Linked DNA regions of Mus musculus: region 1 is linked to region 2. Evidence: chromatin loops called from intact Hi-C (ENCODE). Cell type or tissue: left cerebral cortex. All regions are shown on one strand. Links, peaks and the distances in the headings refer to the core of each region. The heading gives the core; the rest is flanking DNA.

Region 1 (7,769 bases), core at 1,329-6,328, 63 kb after region 2:
TCTCAGAGAAGAAACTAGGAAGAATGTTTCATTTGTAATAGCTTCAAATGCTAAGTATCTAAAAATAAACCTAACCAAATAAATGAAAGGCCTCTACTACAAAAACACGAAGACACTGAAAAGAGAAATGAAAACAGACGCTAGATGATAAAACGATCTGCCATGCTCCTTGTTGGAACAAGGTCAAAAGAATGACACACAGTGAACAATGCCTTGGGGAACTGTGAGAGAGACTGGGGGGTGGGGAAGGCAGAGGGCCTTTACCTCAGATGCACTTCTGAACCTGAAGCACAGTTGTCTACAGCATCAGACTACAGTCTGACCTGTTCTTTAAGGTTTTTCAAATCCCAGGTCTTTCAGAGAAATCTACATAGGTCAAAAAAAAAAAAAAAAAAAAAGGTTGACGCTCCTGGATTGGCAGAATTAATACTGTGAAAATGGCTATACCATCACAATTAATCTATAGATTTAATGTAAGATATCTGTAAAATTTCAATGTCATATTTTACAGATCTAGAAAAAAAATTCCAGATTTTGCATGGAATCATGAAAGACCATGGATACCCAAAGCAATCTTGAATAAGAACACAGCTTGTTAGCATCGCAATACCTGATGTCAGCTCATCCTACTGGATAGACGCAGAGTACATGATGCAATTCTCCAGTGATTAAGACTGCTTGGGAGTGGGATACAAAGAGGCAGGCAGACGGATGAGACGAAATGGAGGGCCTGGAAACAAGCAGACCAAGCCACGACCATCCCATCTGTGACAAAGGCGGCAACAATTTGCAACGGAAAAAGAGCCACTTTCAGCTCTTAATCAGCAACAGCACCGACGGACCTGGACATCCCCTGGCAGAACGATGAAAGTAAATCTGAGTCTCTCACTGTGATGGTTTGTATATCCTTGGACCAGGGAGTGGCACCATCTGAAGGTGTGACCTGGTTGGAATGGGTGTGTCACTGTGGGTGTGGGTATAAGATCCTCACCCTAGTTGCCTGGAAGTCAGTCTTCCACTAGCAGCCTTTGGATGAAGACATAGAACTCTCAGCTCCTCCTGTGCCATGCCTGCCTGGATGCTGCCATGCTCCCTCTTTGATGATAATGGACTGAACCTCTGAACCTGTAAGCCAGTCCCAATTAAATGTTGTTTTTTATAAGACTTGCCTTGGTCATGGTGTCCGTTCACAGCAGTAAAACCCTAACTAAGACACTCACCTTGAGCAAAAGTCAGTTGGAAATGAATCTTAATTTAAAATCTGAGACACTGAAAAGTCCTTAAGGGAAACTGGGGATGTTCTTCAAGACACAAGTCAGGCAAGAACTATCTCAGACAACAACAAAAACAAACCAAAACCCACAAAAACAAAAACAAAAACAAACCCCCCAAAACCTGCAACAGCACAAGAACAAACAAGCTCCAAGTATAGTCAGATGGGATGGGCCACATGAGATTAAAAAGCTTTGCACAGCAAAAGAACCCATCAGCAGACACGGCAGAGCAAACAGCCCACAGATAGAAAATCTAGCACCTATACTTTAGGCCAGGGGCTGATATTCAGAATTTTCAAAGAACTTCAAATATTTAACACCTAAAACTCCCCAAAGTTGCCACCCAATAGGTGGCCCAGTGAAATGAACAGTTCTCTAGAGAAGAAACACAAATTGCTAAGAATAATTTTTGAAAGTGTTGAACATTGCTTACCATGAAGGAAATGCAAATTAAAAGCACTCTGGGACACCTGCTCACCCTAGTCAGAACGGCTGTCATCAAGAGATCTACAGCAAATATCCGTAAAGAGAAATCTTTATCCACTGCTGGCGGGAGTAAAAGTTGATACAGCTGGTACTGAAGTCAGTTTGGAGGTTCCTCAACAAGTCAAAAATAGAACTACCACAGACCCTGTTATTCCACTTCTGGGCATTTACCCAGAGAACTCCATATCCTCCCATGGAGATACATTCATATGCATTTACCCAGAGAACTCCATATCCTCCCATGGAGATACATTCATATGCATGCTTGTTGCTGCTTTATTTAGAATGTTTAGCTACCCAACAGTAGATGATAAAGATGTGTCCTGCATAGATAGAATGAAATATTATTTACTTGTAGGGACAAATGAAATAATACAGAGAAATGGATGGAATTAAGTACAGTATTTAGGGAGCTGACCCAAACTCAGAACGATGTGGATCCTAGCCTTCAATGTCTACATACACACATGTAGACACGTGTAAGTGTGAGCGCAGCCCTTAGGAAGGAGAGCAGAACAGGGTGCTGCCAGGTAACGAGAAGGGACAAAATGGAAGCAAGAGTGCACAAGTCATGACAGAGGACATAACGCTTAAATTAAAAAAAATTTCAACTCTGGCTGGGCAGTGGTGACACACGCCTTTAATCCCAGCACTTGGCAGGCAGAGGCAGGCAGATTTCTAAGTTCGAGGCCAGCCTGGTCTTCAGAGTGAGTTTCAGGACAGCCAGGGCTACACAGAGAAACCCTGTCTCAAAAACGCTGAAAATAAATAAATAAATAAATAAATGAATGAATAAATAAATAAATTCAACTCTGAAATTGTGTACGTGTGCATGTGTGTGTGTGTGTGTGTGTGTATGTGTGTGGTTGATACCTGAATAAAAATGTAATTAATCAGGGCTGGGGAGATGGCACTGGAATTAGGAACACTGGCCACTCTTTCAGAGGACCCAAGTTCTATTCACACATGGCAGCTCACAACCATCTGTAATTCTAGTCCCAGAAGATCTGACATCCTCTTCTGGCTTTGTAGGCACCAAGCATGCATGTGGTGCACAAACATGCAGATAAAACACCAATAAACATAACATAGAATAAAGTCATCGATAGTGAAAGCTCAGCTCCCTGAGTGAAGTTCCACAGCTTCACAATGGCCATTCTCTCTGCACAGAAGTTCACGGAAATGTGTGGGACCTGGGGTGAGACAAGGGTTTGAGTGGCTTCCTTAAACCGCCTGTGTGATGTTTTATGAATTTATTAGAATAAATCAATTTCATTTTTTTAAAAAAAAAAGAAGTATAAAACAGAAGAAACCAAGTACAAAGATATAAGAAGAAAATACATTAAATTGGACAGAGAAATAAAATAATTTAAAAAACCTACAGAGAAATAAATGAAAAAAATTTTGACATAATCAATAAAATTGACAAGGCTATTAAGAAAACAGACTTGGGGCTGGAGAAATGGCTCAGGGGTTAAGAGCACTGACTGCTCTTCCAGAGGTCCTGAGTTCAAATCCCAGCAACCACATGGTGGCTCACAACCATCTGTAATGGGATCTGATGCCCTCTTCTGGTGTGTCTGAAGACAGTGACAGTGTACTCACATGCATAAAATAAATAAGTCTTAAAAAAAAACAGACTCAAGTTACTATAATAAAAACTGAAAATGGGTTGGTCATTCTAATTTTGTGGAAGTAAAGGAAAGTCTGGTGCAGTTATATGTCAACCAGTTAGACAGCCTATGAGAGACAGAGAAACTGAAGAAACACAAGATCCAGTACCAAACATTTGAAAACTTCATGCAAATCTGCAAATTTTTCTCTAAATCTTTACTATTTTTTAGCCTAGTCCATGAGGCTAGCATTGCCCTGATGCCACAGAAAGATGCTACAAGAAAACTAGAGTACAATATCCCCCCAAAACAGAAATGATCGACACGGAAATCCAATAAAGCCCAGCCAAGTAAATTGAGTAGCAATTTAAAAGAGCAATGTAGTATTCTTGGAATGCAAGGATTTCCTAACCTGTGGAAACAGGCTGATATAAATGTCACACTAACAGAAGGAGGAAAACAAAAACAAAAACAAACCCAGCATGATCATCTCAAATGAAGCAGAAAACAAATTTGGCAAAATCCAACTCACTTTCAAGACAAAAAGGTTCAGGAAACTCTCAGCAGAAGAAAATCCACTTTAACATAACTAAAGCCATGGATGGAAAAAGCCACAAACAAGCATTTGCTCGTAGGTGTCATAAAACAGACTCATCTTTAAATTGTTGTGCTTAAATCAGTACTGGAAGTTCTAGCCAGAGCAATGAGGCAAGAAAGGGAAAAAAGAAAGATGTTCTATATTCACACGTTGTAGGTTTAATTTACAGGAAGTTCCATAGAGTCAGAAGGCAGGTGTTAGGCCTCATAAACAAATTCAGCAACATAGCAAACAAAATCCGTTGCCATGAGCAACCTGGAGAGGAAGTTACCAAAATGATTTAATTTTCAGTAACAGCAGAAAGGAAGTAAAAAAGTGTGCAATAAAAACTAGAAACTGCTGGGGATCTGGAGAAATGGCCCAGTGGTTAAGAGTGCTTACTGCTCTTGCTAAGGACCAGGCTCAGTTCCTGGCGCCCATAATAACCTATAACTCTGGTTCCAAGACATCCACCGCCCTCTTCTGGCCACCATGGGCACTGCACCCATGTGGTGCACATACTCAAGTGCAGGCACACAGTTGTATAGATAAAGTCATACATTTTGGCCCCCAATTCTGACACTTGTTCTGCTTACTGGACTGCTGTAAGGTGAGGGGCCTTGATGACATGCTCCTGTTGTCATGAATTGTTATACCTTCCTTTCTCAGTGCACTGAGACCCTCTGAAGCCGTGAATCAAGATGCATCTTTCCTCCTGGAAGCTGTTTTGGACAGGTGTTTTGTCCCAATGATACAAAAGTGAGCGGCACTCAAATGAGTCATATCTTTTGATTCTTAATATTTATTGTAAGACTTCAGTAATCAAAATAGTATGTTATGAACACACAGATAGATACAGGAACCCATGAAACAAAAGAGGGACTCTAGGAAGAAACCCTTGCACTGCGATCAAATCGTTGTTGACAGGAAGGCCAACTCTACCTGAGAACAAGCGACAGTCTTTAAACAAATAATGCTGAGAAAACTGGGCAGCCACATGTAAAAGAGAGGTGTGAAACCCTTACTAACACAATATACAGAATCAACTCAGAATGAGCAAACGCTTAAGCATAAGACTCACAACTGCAGATTTCTTCCTAAAACACATAGTGGAGAATTCTCACGACACTGGAGCTGGCAACGATTTCTTGGCTGTAACACCAAAGGCATAGGCAACAAAAGAAAGATGGGCTAATTTAAGTACTATCCATTAAAAGACTATAAGACAATATCAACAAATTAAAAAGGCAACCCACAAAACAGGAGAAAATATTTGTAAATCATTACACCGACAGGGAATTAATAGTCTGGATATACAGAGAACTCCTGAGACTCACCAAGAAGAAAAACAATCCAATTAAAAATGGAGCAAGAGGGTTCCTCACAGGAATTCTACTCTGGGGACAGACTGAGTTCCTCAGGCATCAAGGGCTCAGAATCAGGGAGGGTTAAAGGAATCTAGGCACAGAAACAGACACCCACAGCTAACTGGGAATGTCTGACAGACAGCAGGGAGCGTGTCAGTGGTGGGAGCCACACTTGCTCTTTGCACCCTGTGAGAGGTGCTAACTTTCCAGCCTGGAGACAAAGAAAGGTTTTCTTTACCATTCCAGTGTCTTTCCAGAAGAGGAGACACCACGAGTCTTTCTGGATATGGATACCTGAGATGAGTTGAATTTCTTTAAGTGGCAAGAAACCAGAAGTCAAGACCCACAAACATGCGTGTGTCCATGCCTGTGTGTGTGTGTGTGTGTGTGTGTACATGTGTGTATATGGGGGCTGGCACCAGCGTGGGCATCTGTGGAGGCAAATGACCAACAATGTGTGTCTTCCTCTGTTGTCCTCCACCTTACTCTCTGAGACAGTCTCCACTGACTATGGTGCTCACCATTTCCACCAGAGTGGGTGCCCAGTGACTTCCCAGGATCCCCTGTCTCCACCCCTGCAGCGCTGGGATTACAGGTGTGCACATGCCCAGTTTTTCTGAGTTCACGTTGTGTGGCACATTGCCAGTGAGCTGTTCACCATCCATTTTTTTGTTTGTTTCTGTGTAGGTAAGAGAGCCTTTTCCACCTTGTGTGAGGACAGTGCACTCTGCTTTCCAACTAGAGACACCTCTCAAGGTGCGGGATTGCAGGACCTTCCTGGGCATTGTGCATAGGCTTTCCCAGAACACTCACTTAACATTGGTGACAACTACTGTAATGCTCCCAGTGTGTGTGTGTGTGTGTGTGTGTGTGTGTGTGTGTGTGTGTGTGTGTGTGTCTATACCACAGTAGGTTGTAAGAAGACCAAGTATGGGTCAAACATGCCTTGTCTATGAGGGCCCTTCATTCACAGGGAGCTGTGTGCTAGGAGCTGTCTTCAACTTTATTCTCAGAGAACAAGCCCAGAGGTGACAGAGATGCCATCCTGTGTCCTCACCTGGATAGATCCTGAAGAACCCAGTTGAGCTGCCGAAATACTGCCATGTCAATGTAGGGTCTCTCTGAAAGTTCTCCACAAACACGGGGTTCAGGGCTTCGGACATATACACGCCATTTAAAATGTCTGGGTCTGAAAGTGAGAGCATGGAAGGAACTTCATGGAATGTGAAATTAGCATCAGGAGACACAGGCTACAGACCGAAACATGGGTGAGTGTTCCCTGCTTCCCGCGGGCTGCATCTGGCTTACTTGTAGCCCATGCGCACTAAACCAGAAGCATCACCTCTCTCCCAGCCCTTATGCTGAGGTTCATCTGTACATGTGTGTGCTGAGGTTCGTCTGTACATGTGTGTGCTGAGGTTCATCTGTACATGTGTGTGCTGAGGTTCATCTGTACATGTGTGTGCTGGGGTTCGTCTGTACATGTGTGTGCTGGGGTTCATCTGTACATGTGTGTGCTGAGGTTTATCTGTACATGTGTGTGCTGGGGTTCATCTGTACATGTGTGTGCTGAGGTTCGTCTGTACATGTGTGTGCTGAGGTTCATCTGTACATGTGTGTGCTGAGGTTCGTCTGTACATGTGTGTGCTGAGGTTCATCTGTACATGTGTGTGCTGAGGCTCATCTGTACATGTGTGTGCTGAGGTTCGTCTGTACATGTGTGTGCTGAGGTTCGTCTGTACATGTGTGTGCTGAGGTTCATCTGTACATGTGTGTGCTGGGGTTCATCTGTACATGTGTGTGCTGAGGTTCATCTGTACATGTGTGTGCTGAGGTTCATCTGTACATGTGTGTGCTGAGGTTCGTCTGTACATGTGTGTGCTAAGGTTTGTCTGTAGAATGTATGTGTTCCCAGGGTTTGGATGTGTGGTGCTCAGCACAGTCATAAGAGAGAAGATGAAGTTGGGGAGAGGTGGTTGGATCATGATAAGTGTTGCCCTAAGACAGAGCCCATAGAATTCTATGGACTCTGGTGAGTTCTCTTGAAAACACTGCTGTGGAAGAGAGAGACTGGCTTTTTGAATTCTCAAACTCCCTGCTTCCTGCATGGTTGATGTCTGTATCCAGACAATCACCACGAGACCTTTGCCACAGTGAGATGCAGTTGGGAAGCTCACCAAAGCAGTGCCATGTGGCTAAACTCAACCTCCCAGACCTTGAGCTAAGGAAACCTTTCCTGTGCCACTCAGCTTCAGGCATTTTGTCATAGCAACAGGGAACAGAATACTCTACGCTGTGCAATAATTTCTTTTCTCATCGTATCAAGGAAGCTGGAGAGACAGCCAATGCCTTGTAGTCCTTCTTGGGAAAATGGACACCAAATGTTTAAAACCCTCTAGGATCCCCATCCTATCCTCTAGACTACCCAGTGGCGAGGCAACAATCACCTTTG
Region 2 (7,769 bases), core at 993-5,992:
CAGGTAATTGGAGAGTGTGGGGAAGCACAGGCAGCAGGCTGGCCTCACAGTCCTCGCCTTCCCTAGGTATTCAAGGTAGAGGGGCTGAGAAGAAGGCCACTTCCAGGCAGAACGAGGTAGCCACAGGTCTGCGGGGACCAAACCACAGGAGGATTCTAGGGAGAGAAGTGGGCATCACTTCTGACCTGGGATTAGCATGCCACGGGATCTGGAAGGATTGTGCTGTGAGGAGCTTCTGGGGTGTAATACATTGCCTTGTAAGGTGCCAGAGGGAGGCACCTTACAACATGCTAGAGATGCTGAGGTGGGCATGTCACTGAGCCTCCTGCCCCTACCTCAGTTCAGAGGAGAATACACAGGAACCCTGACTCTGGATTAGCACATGCTCTGTGAAGAAACTCAGGCCTTCTGCTCTTGTACCTCCCTGCTAGATGCTTACAGCCTTGGCAAGAGGCCAGGGCCCTGCAGGCCTCTGAACTCCCATCTCGCCAGGCCCCTTGAGTGTGACATACAAATGCCTGGTACCCCTGCTCCACCAGGTTGAGTAACCATTGGACTGCACAGCTTCTTGAGGAACGTGGAGGGCATGAACACAGGCTCAAACAACAAGAAACAGATGCCACGGGCTGACCAAGTCACCAAGAACCTGCACATTATGAGGGCCACTGGATGCTCTCCTTAAAACCTCGGCAACAGGATTGACTCTAGGTCCCAAAGAGAGCTGGTCTGAGTCCAGGTTCTACCTTTCTTACATGAGACTTTGGATAAATAACTTATCCATGCCTCAGTTTCTATGTCTCTCACATGGTTTCCCTTGGTCATCTTGGGTTCCAGGTAGAAAGTAGAGTCATGAGTTCAGGTCTAGAGCTCAAGGTAACATCTTAGGGAAGCAGTGTCCCAGGGACAGGATAGCAGTCTAGATTGTTCCTGTCCTCTGTGACCTTGAGCAGGTCTCTTTACCTCTCTGGGCTGTATTTTACCCCATGAATCTTTTTTGGTTTTATGGTTTTATAAACAAAATGACATAAGCATCCACTTCCTTCCCCTAGCATTTCTCTTGGGAAAAATTTAGAGTCCCTATATCCAGGGCACCTTTATTCTTCCTTCCTGTGTGCGTGGTGTTGGGGATGAAATGGCCTCAGGCCAGCTAGACAGGTGCTCTAGCTGAGCCAGCCCCACCCTGCCAGCCTTCACCACGACATTGCCTCATAGCTCCCACCACAGCAGTTCAGGGCAGCTCTTACCTGCTGCAATGGCCGTCTTCCCATCCACGGTCACAGTTACTGCTGTGCTGGCCCTTACCGCCACTGGCTTGCCTGGGCTATCTGGAAAAATGAGAATTATTGTTATTCTTGGCGCCTGCAGAGAAGGGTCGGGGGTTGAGCCTATCTCTTGGAATTCATGGCAAATGGGAATGCCAGGATTAGCTATCCCTGGAATAGGTGAGGTGGGAGGTGGAAGAGTCCTGTGGCTGTCATGGGTTACAGCTATCCACCGCCTGACAGTCCCTTGCCGTCCCTGCATCTGAACAAATCTGAACCTGCCAGATCAACCCTTAGCCTCTGCCAGCCTAAGCCAAGAGACACCAGCACCACAGTGACACCATGATTTGCTCATCTCTGGGCAGCAAACCTGCCTGCCTGCTCTCCTGCTTAGCTCTCCCTTGCAGTGGCAGCAGGACCCTATGGAGTGATGCTGGCTATGGGGCTTGCTTTCTAGATCACCCTGTGTCACCCTGGATCACGCTCAGCCTGCTTCTTTATACAGCTCAGGACCTCCTATCCAGGGATGGAACTGGCCATGGCAGTCTAGGTCCTCCTATGCTTAACAATCAAGACTGTGCCACAGGCTAATCTGGCCAAGGCAACTCCTAAGTTGGGGTTCCCTGCCCTCTTGCCGGGTGACTCTGTTCTGTTGAGTTGACAACAAATGCACTTTATATTAAAGGGCAGGCTGTTGGCATCCTAGGCCTGGGTGGTGGGTGACCCTGCCTTGCCATTATGAGTCACAGAAAGTGACAGTGGTGGTTCTGCTCAGGAGCCAGATACGGTGGATGAGCCACCCCAGCAGCCAGGATGGCATCTGACACATCTACAAGGCTTCATGGGTTCTAGTTGGTGGTGCCCAACTCACCACCGTGATGACTCCCTTTTTTATTGCTGCCCTTCTAGAATTGTCTGCCAGGCTCCTGGAGACCTGGGTTGCCTTTCACTTCTTTTAGAAGAACTAAGCCATCCTGGGAACAAGATCAGAGGGTGGTTTCAGCTCTACATGAGGGTAGCTTTCCGGCAGACTACTGTCGGACCTCTGACTCTTATCCACCTGTGACCTTGAGCCAGTTTTCCAAAGGCCTCTAGTCTATAGGTCAGACTCCATTACATAGTCCAAGACTGTGTACTATCCTGTTCTGTCACACTACCTGTGATAAGTAGCTCTCAAAGCTTCATAGAGATTGCTGGGTAGTGGTACCTCTGTAGTGGGGCCAAGCATGGTTTCATATGGATAGCATTCTTTTTTTTTTATTTTTTTCTGAGACAGGGTTTCTCTGTATAGCCCTGGCTGTCCTGGAACTCACTTTGTAGACCAGGCTGGCCTCAAACTCAGAAATCTGCCTGCCTCTGCCTCCTAAGTGCTGGAATTAAAGGCGTGCGCCACCACCTCCTGGCGTATGGATAGCATTCTTATGGTTTCCCCTGATACCTTGCTAGCTTCAACACATCTCAAGAATCTAACTATGCTCAGATTGTGGGAACTCATGACCCACGAGCTGTTCTCAATTCCAAAAATTTGCCATGGCAAAGCCAAAGGAACCAGAATAGAAACAGAGACCAGACCCCCCCACTTTGTTTCTGGGAACATCTATAAGAATGAACGTAGGGAACTCCTGCAGGAGTCCTTGTTTCTGTAGCCTGCCTTCTAGTTAGCACAGACTTTTGGTTAACACTCTGTTAATCTCTGGGGACCTTGGGAACTTCAACATTAGTGTCAATGGTCACATGACGCAGAGCCTGTGTGAACAAGGCCAGGATGAGGTGTGTGTGGGAGGCCCAGGCCTAGGTCTTTGGCGCTGGCAGACTGACATGTACCCGCGGGTAGTATATAGCATAAGCTCTAAGTACAGGGGCAACCCAAGTGGGCAGCACTCAGTCTAGTACAGCTCAGGCTAGCCTGGAGGTTACCCCTCTCTGCCTCTGCCTTCACAGCTCCCTGACCCCTTTGAAATGAAATTATGTTCCTTCTCTTTGGGAGGATGGGAATTGTCCACGTGGCTTTACGCATGTGCTCTGGCTGAGCAAGCGTGCAGGGGCGTAGGAAGGGAGCGAGCTCCTGCCTCCCTCCTCAGCAGTCCCCTTTTGGATTGCTAGCTTCCCTCTCTTCTCCTGGCAGCTCCGTTCCCCACCCACCTGCCCTCCTACCTCGTGGACACAGAAAGCTTCCCCTAGCAGCCAGCAGGCAGTTCTGGTGACAGTGCAGGCAGGAGGGGAGCCTGTCACCCTGGCTGGGCGGGGCCCAGGGTCTCACCCAGGGAACATCTATGGAGTCCGTGGGTGTCTGTCCTTTGGGAGCCCTTCGTGTGGGAGGAGCTGCCTCTCTGCCTCAGGTGTGCAACCTGGGAAGACCTTCAGTGCGGCCTTTGAGAACCTCCTCTGTGGGTCCTGGGAATGAAAAATCCTCTTTTCTCTCTCTGTCTTCTGCCCTATATCTAGGATATCAAAATAACCTGGACTTGAGTGAGGTGGACCTGGCTCTAACTTGCTGTGTAAAGGGCTCTTATGCGTGCTGTGTAGCCTGAGCAAGTCACGGAGTGTCTCGGAGCCTTCATTTCTCCCCATGGAAGATGAGAGATGGGAGCAACAGCACTTATTGCATGGGGGTTTTAGCAGGGAAATGTTTGCACAGCACATTTGATGCTCGTGTGTGGGTGGACAGAGCGACACAGGGTGGAGTGACAGGCTTAGTGGCTAGTAAGGACACTTTGGGGTTATAGAGCAGAATTCTCCCTCGTCGTCTTCAGCTTAGAGGGGCCACCCTGGAAAGCCCGAGCTCCTGAAGCTGACAGCCCCAGGTCAGCCCTCCACGGTGTGTGTGTGTCCGTAACGTATGCGGGCATACATGCATGCAGACACACAGTGGTGTTCCTCTGCTGGCTTTCTGCAAACCCTCCTCAATTCAAACACACACACGCACACGCACACGCACGCACACGCACACACGAGAGCTGTCATCTCTGAGTCTGCCCTTGCCCTCTTCACTCACCCACGAGTGGGTACTGTCCAAGTTCCAGCCCCTCTGCATTGGGGTCAGCCCCCTTGTGGCAACCTGGTGGACACTTGCTGCCTAGACTTCTAGGTCCTGGACAAGCCCGACAGCCTCTCTGGATCATTTTCTCAAAGGTAGCTAAGAGTTTAAGGGTGTACCGAAGGCCCCACGGGCTCTCAGCAGTCTGGTTTTCCTCACACTCAGTGAAGGTCCTGGTGTTCTTTCCTGCCATCCTCCAGAGTGATCAGGGCTGGCTGGAAGGTGGAGTCCCCAGCTTGGTGCCACTCCTCCCTACCCCGTGGCCTGGGCCTATAGGGGTCTGCTGGCTGGCCTTAGCCGGCTCCCTATGCCCTGGGAGCTGCCTTCTGGGTAACCTGAGGGGAGTGGAGACTGGAAGAGCCACGTGGATATGCTCCCTGAGGTTATGAGCTTTCAAGTTGATCTCACCTTGGGAATGTGGGCCAGGAGTCTGACTGGTTGGCTTTTGGGTCAAATCTCTTCCCGTTGCTCCATGCTGGAGCTTGAGGGCTGGCTGGGGATGGGAACATATTCTGTGTGCTGCAGCAGGTGTGTCCCAAGCTGCGGTGTCAGGAGGGAAGGCAGGGCGGGAGGCCTGGGGTCCTCCTCTCTTCCACATCTCCCTTTTTCCACTCTGGGGAAGAGCACAGAGAGGTGTCCGTTACCTGGTCCCTCTGCCCAGCGGAGATTGAAGACAAAGCTGCCGGGGGGCTGCTCAGAGGCCTGGCGATACCACAGCGGGAAGTGGTCCATGGTAAAAATACTGGCTTCATCTTCAGGGGTCAGGAACTTCCTGTGAGAGTAGGATTGATGTCTCCTCAAATCCGGGAAGATGTTTGTCCCTTTTCCCTGTGCCATACATGATCATCCTGGCTGGGCTAAGACCAGCATCTTGTGCTGGCTGGGTTGTGGATAGGAAACAGCCCCTGCACCTAGTAGAGGTGGTACACTGTTAGCCTGGCCCTCCCAGGGCTAGAGAGGATGTTCACGATTCTGTTATGTTGGCTACATGGTGAGACCTGTCTCAAGTGCCCTCAAAAAAAAAAAAAAAAAAAAAAAGAATGAGAAGAGGTATCAGCTCTTAAGTTGCTCCAGGCCATTCCTGCCTTTTCCAGAAGCAAAATGCTGGCGCATCTGGTAGAAGGGGAGGGCAGCAGAGGCGGAGCTGGTACCCAGCCGAGCATGCAGATGTATTGGCAACAAAGTACATTTCCTTTGGGTCTAGGTGATTTCTTTTGTCTGGCTCCCTGGCAGATCTGAGTGAGGGAATCCCACAGTCAATTCTATCACTGCCGTAGAGAGGCCCGGATTACCCTACATGGTTACTGTGAAAGCCTTCGGTGTGCAACATTAGTCTGCTTTTGGAGAAGCCTTTCCTTGCTAATTATGGGTTTGCTTTCCCTGAGCACACGCAAGCCTACAGAGGGAGGCTGGTCCAGAAGCTGACTAGGAAGTGGGTGAAGCTGGGTGGGGCGCAAAACTAAGTGGCACCTGTGGGTAATTCCCAGGTAGAGGACTGAAGTTTGAGTGAGTGGCTTGCCTGCTCTGGAAGCAGATTTGCTGTTACACAGTCCCCAGATTGCCTATTGCATCGCGGTCCAGGTAAAGGGAGTTCTCCACCGGGGCGTACACAGGGCACCTGTGGCCCTCCAGGCAGTTGCCTTCCCAGCTTCCCAAAGCCCTTGATCACCTGGGGACGGCCTGGTTGTGTTGCCACATCTTCCCATCCTTAGAAGCCCTTTAAGGATGGTGCTACCCCCACCCCCACCCCTGCCTCTCTGGGAATTAGGGGAGGGAAAGAAGAAAGGAGAGGGAAAGCCCGCCAAAACTGTTTTCCTAGAAAGCCTCCAACCTTGCTCATGGTGTGTGGACTTGTCACTGAGTCCTGATGGAGGCACCGAGGAGCTCCGTAGCTGAAGGCATTGGGACTTAGTGAGAGGGATCTGGTGCGGGTGGGAGGAAAGATGGGCATCTGACGGCACCCATCAGCCAACCGTTCCCCCGTGTCTATGTCAGTGGATTCACAGGGCACAGCATACTGAAACCGTCTCTGCCCTGCATGCCCCAAAGGGACCCAAGTCTTGTGTCATGTTCCTTCCTCCCAGAGGTCCCCCATCCCAGGGCTCACCTGTCAGAGACTTTCTCGGAGCCTACGAACAAGCTTCTTCTTAGAAGGCCAGCCCGGGTTCCCAGGAAGGCCACATCCACGCCAGGCTCTGACTCTCTGCGAGGCAAAGCAACAACAACATGCACACCGTCTTCTCCAGTACTGGGTTTGTGGATACTTAAGGGCGTAGGGTGGTAGCATTGCCACAGCCGGAGGGTATGTGGTTATGTGGTCTTCACTGGCACTATCCATACCCAGACACAGCACCAGGCTTGGGTCAACACAGTTGGTTAGAGGACTGGGGAGTCCCTGATGAGAATGGTCTATAGAGGTGGGACCTCTGCATGTGGGTGTCAGGGTTACTTGGGGTTTAAACATCACAGGTACCAGCACCCTGCAGTAGCTGCACTGAATCAGACCCTGGGGTGGGCATCTCTAAAAAGCAGCAGTTCAATTTGCTTCTGACTCTTCTGAGCTTTCCCATAACCTAGCTTCACAAATACCACCAACCCAGGTTTCTCAAGGCACCGCAGCAACTGGATATGCCCAAGCAAATCTCAGATATTTAATCAGTAAATATTTCAATTTATATCTTCAGAATATAAGGAACAAAACACAAGAAAAACCCAAGTTTTACCATCACTCCTTTCCAAACAAACAGACAAATAAAAAAATCCACGATGCCCAGTTATCAGCAGATAACCTAAGTACTTCATGACATTAACCTGGGTAAATCAGAACTTGATCATGGTCTGTTCAACATGTCAGCTTAATATCAGTTCTCCCTTTTCCCTGACTTGAGCTACAAGTGGTATATAGTTTACCATATACCATATAATTCCCCATCTAAAGTATCTCTTTCGGTGCACTCACCAAATGGCACATCCATCGCCACTGTGACTTTAGACCATTTATTAGAAACTCCACGCCCATGGCGGTCATTAGTCTTTTTAACCTGGCTCTGGGGCTCCTCATCCTGTCTTCTCTTCCTGCAGATCACTTTCTGCAGGATCAGACCACCTGCCTGGGTGAGACCAACTGCTAAAGTATTTTTTAGCATACTCTTTATTTTTATTATTTTAATTTTTTAATGTCCCTTGTATTTCTTATCTCTTAAGAGTTCCGGACCTGATCATATCCAGCTGTGAGCTTTTACTCTCTGTGGTTTGGGTAAATGTCCCTCAATACCAGACATGGAAGGCTTAGTTCTCTGGGTAGTCTTATCACGAGGCTGTAGCACCTTTGAGAATCGAGGCGTGGTGGAGAGGGTGTCCTTGAAGGGGACCCTGGAACCCTGGTGCTCTCTACCCCCATAAGCACTCTGCCACGATGTATTGTCCCAGCTAGCCCTTCAGCTATGGGCCAGCCTGACACACGACTGACA

Evidence for each region. A loop is a pair of places that touch in the nucleus more often than their neighbours do. Peaks named below come from ENCODE experiments on the same cell type or tissue, not always from the same donor. Only the 100,000 strongest peaks of a DNase experiment are listed, where the experiment ranks them.
Region 1: a loop joins it to region 2, with 1.9 times the contacts of the local background. A loop is called at or near these places in 6 of 42 quality-filtered maps.

Annotation. Positions count from the first base shown.
Region 1 is chr6:119,242,936-119,250,704 of GRCm38, reverse strand. Cacna2d4 (calcium channel, voltage-dependent, alpha 2/delta subunit 4) reads right to left here. Exons shown (of 38, transcript NM_001033382.3): 5 at 7,765-7,769; 6 at 6,375-6,506. Among named protein-coding and RNA genes, the nearest start is that of Cacna2d4, 10 kb to the right of the region's middle. In left cerebral cortex, for the core only: a CTCF peak has its summit at 4,436 (motif pointing left); DNase peaks (open chromatin) are centred at 1,897, 4,399 and 5,076.
Region 2 is chr6:119,305,979-119,313,747 of GRCm38, reverse strand. Cacna2d4 (calcium channel, voltage-dependent, alpha 2/delta subunit 4) reads right to left here. Exons shown (of 38, transcript NM_001033382.3): 24 at 6,407-6,502; 25 at 4,944-5,071; 26 at 1,245-1,325. It overlaps Gm52874 (a long non-coding RNA gene), which reads left to right. Exons shown (of 3, transcript XR_003956355.1): 2 at 1-3; 3 at 540-787. Among named protein-coding and RNA genes, the nearest start is that of Gm52874, 5.0 kb to the left of the region's middle. In left cerebral cortex, for the core only: no CTCF peak of the experiment used is centred there; DNase peaks (open chromatin) are centred at 3,374, 3,830 and 5,632; H3K27ac peaks cover 2,237 bases.